Regions from separate parts of the Mus musculus genome. Here region 2 is linked to region 1. Evidence: chromatin contacts called from ENCODE Hi-C or POLR2A ChIA-PET data. All regions are on one chromosome and are shown on one strand. The core of a region is the stretch at or near the end of the contact, and the rest is flanking DNA. Distances in the headings are between cores, read along the strand shown.

Region 1 (2,888 bases), core at 57-2,556:
GATTCATTTTAGCTATAGCTATGCAACAAGAAAGTAACCTTTGATGCCTTCCAATACTGGCACAGAATTCTACAGTTCCATGTTAACATTTGATGAAAAGTTTTTTACTTTCTTGCTTTCTAACTTCATTTTAGCTGAATGCCAGTTCGAATCTAAATGAGATTATGGGTATTATGCTAAACTGAAAATCAATCTAATGTGACAAAGATAAACAACGTATTAAATAGCTATTAGGTGCACCAGAAAGCTGTAATTAATGCATTGTAAAGAATCTGTGAATACACTGACGAGACTCAGCAGGCTGTACTTATATAGTTTATGCATATATATATACATATATATGTACCCATACATACATACATAAATACATACTTACATATTTAAACATTAAAGAAGAATCCAGAAATTGGGGAAGGAGGGTACATAGGCAGAGTTGGAGGAAGGAAAAAGAGTGGAGGGAAATAATGTAATTATATTTTAATAAAATAAATTTTTTAAAAAATAATAAAGTATCTATGACTATCTTGAGCTCTTAGCCACATGAGTATAGTCAATGGAATATACAGTTCTTTAAATCCTTAAAAGGCTAGTCTCTTAAACAGATCTCATGACAGTTCTTTATACCTTAAAGATTATTGCCCCAAACTGGTCCTTTTACGCCTGTTGCACAATAAATGTCACTACCAATTATTTGTTAGAGCCCACCAAATGTCCATGCCCAGTGGTTACGGGGAGCTGAGGCCTGTCTCCTCTGTGGAGAGTCCAGCAACACATGAAGGAGAGAATGCTATGGAAGCAGCTTAAGGTTGCTGGCTGTCAGATGATAATTAACCAGCCTGTATTTCACATGATAGGATTAGCATTCCCTCCGTTGATTGATAGCTAATTATATGACATATGGTATACATTTTCCCACAAAAATTTTTTTTTAAAGCCACATTCTCGATAAGTTTACCAACAGCGCAGAAGACAAGCAAATGACCTGAAAGACCATCAACAGGTTGTTTTCATCCCCCTCCCCACCTTCCCCGCATCCAACAGCCTCTCTCGGTCCTCCTACCTTTGCAACTTGCAAAGGCTGCTGCTCCTCCTTGCCTCCTTGCAGTCTGAACCCCCAGGGCGCCCCTCCAGTCATGGAAATGCAGATGAAATCTCCGGTGCCCATCTTCTCCTTTCAGTTGGGCAGCATCAAGAGCTTGAGAAAGCCAGGGGAAGCCGCGGTGCAGGAGAGGACGCGTCTTAAGCTGGGCTGGTGGTGCAGAGGGTGCAGGACGCAAGGCTGCCCCGCTGCCGGCTGCGGGGAAAGTGCGCGGAGGCCGAGCCTCCCCACCGCCCTCCCAGCACCTGTACCGCCCTCTCTTGCGTCACGCTCTTTGCTCGGCCCACTTTTCAGCTAAAAGGACAGAGCCTCGCACTAAAAGAAAAATCCCTGTTTGGGACAGAATGGGGCCAATGGAGAGCGGGGAGGACAACATTGCTCTTGCTTTAGCAGATTCCGTGCCAGCACCTGAATAGAACCGAGATTTAATTATTCTATAAATAGTAGCCGGGCTGTGGGAGTTTTAACCTCCACAAGTAAGCAGCTAAAACGTAAGCTCTCTCATTACTAGAGAGTTAGACTTTCTCAAAGAAACACTTCTATGTTTGCCACATTGATGAATGAGAAAGAAAAGATAAAACAAGTTTCGTTGCTGTTCTACCTGCTGCCCGAAGAAAGCAACCCTTTAAGGGGTGGGGGGAATAAAACAAGAGCATTTTTGAAAATGTTTTCTGAAATTGTGCTTTTCTGAACTAACATATGTTTAGAGGAGGAGAAGGAGGGCCTTCCACAGTAAACTATCTCCTAATAACTTTCTATCGCAAGGTTTAAGATGTTTTCGATTTTGCTGGTATTGTCTGAGAATGCATGCATACCATGTGTTTAGATCCAATCCATGTCCTGGCCCCTTTCCACCCCATCCTTCCCCTCTTCCCACTGCTACAACTCCCTTCCAGTTTCATGTGCTCATTTGTTAGACGACGGAGTCCTCTTGGTGTCACCAATCTATGTGGGTGAAGGATAATCTAGTGGTAGCCTCAGTGTCACAGCCCCTGAGGAAAACTGGCTCTCCCTCTCCTAACCGCCTTCAGCTGCCCAAGCTCCAGCCCCTCTTCCCCCCATACAAAGATAATCAACGTGATGCCTAAACATTTGTGCAGTCACCGTGACATGTGCTACAAGATTTCTGTCAGAGGATTCCTCGTTACCTACTGACCCACTAAGGCCTGGTGGGCCTGGAATATTTATGCCTTCCCAAGGCACATTATCGAAATGCCATCTGAGCAGGTGCTGACAGAGCTCTGGCGTTCCAGTGGGAGGGGCGGGGCAGCAGAACCAGCAGTGAGAGAGGATGTCCTCAGCCCTCCCTCTGAGGCATTTTCCACTCTGTTTACTAAAAAAAACCTCTCTGTTCTGAGGCTGAAGGTGGTATGTGGAGGCACTGCTGCTCCTGGCTGTCTACATTCCCTCAGGAGGATCACAGAACAGGGGACATGCACACCAGCGACAACTGTTGGTGCGCAGAGCTCAGAGTTGCTGCCTTTCTCAGTCTTGGAGCACTTGGGCATGCCTCACTGCTGGGGCTGCTAACACCAGGCAAAGATCACAGACTGCTGGACTTTTGCAGCAAACACATTTCACAGTGCTAGAGGGGTTACAGCTCAAATGTCTTGTGTTTGAACACTTGGTCTGGTGGCACCACTTTTGGAGACTGTGGAATCATTGTGACTGTGTCTAACCTAGCACAGGTGGGTCACCAAGGGTGGGCCTTAAAGGGCCATGTCCACTTCTGGCTCTGGCCAAAACTTTCTGCTTCATATCTGCTTCAGCATCTGAGGGGCATGGGCCA
Region 2 (3,383 bases), core at 730-3,229, 46 kb before region 1:
AAGCTGGTCAGCATAAAGGACATCTTTCTAGTCTCAGGAAGTGGCTGGCTTGTTGTTGCACGTTTTCCCTGTAGGGAATCAGCGAACACTTTACACTAACATTTTGCAAGTTAGATCAGTCACAGGGGCTTTTAGCTGGGGATTCAAAAGTCTCACCCTCGGGTTTGCAGTGTTAGCGCATTTGAACAGCGGCAATTTCCATTCGCTGATCTGCGTAGTTCACTGACCTTGGGTTCGGATTGGCAGATGTAAAGCTAGGCTAAGTATTCACCACAGGATGACATTCAAGTCAGGAGCAGACTACAGACACAGCAGTGGTCCCATGGGATTCAACCATAGCGGGCTTACAGTTGCCTTGGTTTGGGTACGCCGGTTAAGCATCACTATGGTGTTCAAACAACAAAATTACCACACACTTCCTGGAATATTTTCCATCATTTTGCAACATGTGACCATATTTGGCGCATTCCATTTCTCTACAACAGTAATTGGGTCAAGGGTGGGAAAATGATTTAGACCATTTCTGATTTCTAGAGAACTTGAGACAAATATACTCTCCTCTTACCAGCTAAAGACAGGGAAACACTTGAGTTTCTACAATGACTGATACTTATCTCAGGACATAAGAAGAAACAGTGCTTAGATTGGTGTTACAAGCAAGGAAACTAAGAAATGGAACCGAAAAAAAAGAGACTGGACATGAACACATCACTGATACAAAAAATAAGATCCCCTACACGAGACTGAAATAGGACGACAGTTGGCATGCCAACACGGATTGGGTAAATCTTACAAAATTCCACCTTTAGTTGGAGAGCTACAGGAAATTAACAGCTGCTGTGAGAGGGAAATTAGTCTTCCATAGGGATTAGCCCCTAACTGATTATTCAATACACAGTGGTCTGCCCTAAAAAATATACATATGACCAACATTAAATGGACTCAGAAAGTTGTACTTGTATGTGTACACACACACAGACACATACACACACACACACACACACACACTCGTGCACATCAATAGCAACTAAAAAAAAACACAGAAAAATAAAACATTTATATCAGAAAAAATGTACTTACTGTAACATTGTAAGGCTCTAATATGATGGGTATATAAGGTAAGAAGGTCAGCTACAAGCCAGTTTCTGAAACTCCTTTTTATCTATCTGTATTTGTTTAGGATTTACCATAATAGTTATATATGAATGTAAATATGTAACACAGACATTGCCTCACAGTATCTTGAGATAATTAGGTGTAAGACCCTAGTGTGTAAGTGTATTCTAATAAATAGTTTAATCTCCATCAGCAGACACTTAATTTAAAAGAAACAAAGAAAAGAGGGTTAAAATGCATATTTTATATCTGTGTGGGTCTGGCTTGCTATGAAGTGTCTCATTTTTTTTCTCAAGAAACGGTGTAAGCAGCATCTGCCACTGGAGCTGGTGTGGGGTTTCAAGGATTAAAGTAGCAGCCTAATAAGGTCTTGGCCATCTGTTTGTTTCTTGCTTGAAGGGTTTCTTGTTTTGTTTTGATTTGGTTTAGTTTAGTGGGGCCTATTTAAAATGTACTTCTTCCCACACAAAATTTAATGCATGTTGGCAAGCTTTCTCAAAGATCAATGCTTTTGACTTTAGTGGAAGGCCTCTTATTTCCTAAGTGTGATCACAGATAATGGTTCCTAATATTTTTTTAAGTTTGCCTCTGACTAATTAGTGCACAAATCCCTTCAGGAGATAAGTAGTCCTGTCCAAACAAACCCCTGGCCGTAAAATACCAACACTTCTCAAAGGTTAGCACATCAGCCATTACTGTCCAATTTATCGTACCTACTTGCCTTCTTAGGGAATGGCAGCCAACCAGGCAAGAACATCCAGGCTTGTTTGCAAGCGCACTCCAGGTTGCCTAGCCAACCTGCTGTCATGGGAGCACACCGGCCTCTACAGATCCTGGACGCTTGGCAAGACAAGCCTCCTCCTCTTCTTCCCTGGATAAGCTCAAGGTTACCATAGCACATTAGAAGGGTGGAGATAGTGGACCTTCATATTTCTAGGTCAGTGCAGTTGGAAGAACACCTAAAAGCCCCCACCCCAAGTCAATAGCAAAGCTAAAGCTAAAAAGAATTCGATCTATATAGTAAGTCGTCATCATCACGTTCATCTGTCGGACATGAACACCTTCCTTTCCCAAATATATGCACGGTTGAACCTTTTCAATACAGATAAAACCATATCCTTAGAAAACATAAGCTCTAGAGCATCACTAAAAGTAGCCCTAATACACTGTGTCCATCACTCTGAATAGCTTGGTGTTGAGCAAGCTCTATTAAGGAACACACAAGGGTAGCAGGAACTTCATCTTGTTTCTCTGCCCAACACTTTCTGACATCCAGAGGAGGTGGTGCATGCTGTACCAACAACAGTATGCTATCAATCAGACTGAGGGGATTAATTTCCTGAGAAAAGGAAAGTTCCAGAAAGAGACTAGAGGGAAGACAGTCTTGGCTCCCCCCTGGTGCCCCTCAGAAATCCAAATAAGACAAATCAGGAGCTAAAGGGGTAACCTGATGATGTTTCAGGGTTGAGATTGTAAAGTAAGCTCCACAGTGGGCAGAGGCATGGTGGCTGCCTGCGGATAAATGTTCCGGACGAGCGGAGCTGTCCATGTACTGTAAGGTATTGGCAGTCTCCTGCCTCTGCTAAGGCAAAGACTCCTGGACTGTGTAAATCATAATTTATAGCTTTTATATTTTATGACAGCCTCTCAGGGAGCCTGTGTTTTATTGTATCATTTGATGATGCACCTCTTTTAAACTTTGCTTTAACTGCTAGAAAATCTGAAGAGCCAACTACTCATAGCTTAGCTCCCACATGCTTCTCTCCTTTGCTCACTGCAAGCTCTCTGTGTTCTGTGACTGCAGCAGTTTTTTTTTTCGGTAAACCCAGACACTGACCAAACATGAAAGGTCATTTCTTCCTGTTGTGGTTGGCATAGGAATGGCCCTCTCAGGTTTGTAGATTTGAATGCTTGGTCATTAGGGAGTGGTCCTATTAGGAGGTATGTCCTTGTTGAGGTAGATATGACTTTGTTGGAGGAAGTGTATCACCCACTCACAATGCTCACACCACCCACCTTACCTCCAACTGTCCCTCCCCTTCTTATCACCATATCCCAGGTCCCAACTCTGGTAGAGGTCCCCTGCCAGACCACAAGCCATAGTGGCCTCTAGAAGGCCAGATAGGCCACCCACCAGCAGACATCCCTCAATCTCTGGGTGCCTGCACATCCTATCCCCAGTCTCCCTCTCCCCTCTTTGTTGCTGTGTTCCAGCCCTTCAACTCCATAAACATCCCCTGCTCAACCAGAGACCACAAGAACTCTAG

Evidence for each region. Hi-C counts contacts between places; a loop is a spot of excess contacts on that map. ChIA-PET counts read pairs that join two places held with the same protein, here RNA polymerase II (POLR2A).
Region 2: a loop to region 1 is called in a map of heart, with 2.7 times the contacts of the local background. The contact joins the enhancer-like site here to the promoter of Synpo2 in region 1. A Hi-C loop is called at or near these places in 2 of 37 maps with a recorded cell type or tissue (both heart). POLR2A ChIA-PET finds 5 or more read pairs at or near these places in 1 of 5 experiments (Patski).

Annotation. Positions count from the first base shown.
Region 1 is chr3:123,234,843-123,237,730 of GRCm38, forward strand. Synpo2 (synaptopodin 2) reads right to left here and starts at 1,307. Exons shown (of 5, transcript NM_080451.2): 1 at 1,061-1,307. The coding sequence starts at 1,165.
Region 2 is chr3:123,188,597-123,191,979 of GRCm38, forward strand. The region is part of intron 1 of Synpo2 (synaptopodin 2); the gene reads right to left. Among named protein-coding and RNA genes, the nearest start is that of Synpo2, 46 kb to the right of the region's middle. Within about 2 kb of position 1,980, at least 1 of the 3 ENCODE cell types and tissues checked has a DNase peak (open chromatin) inside an H3K27ac peak, as active enhancers do; it is heart, where a contact is called at or near this core.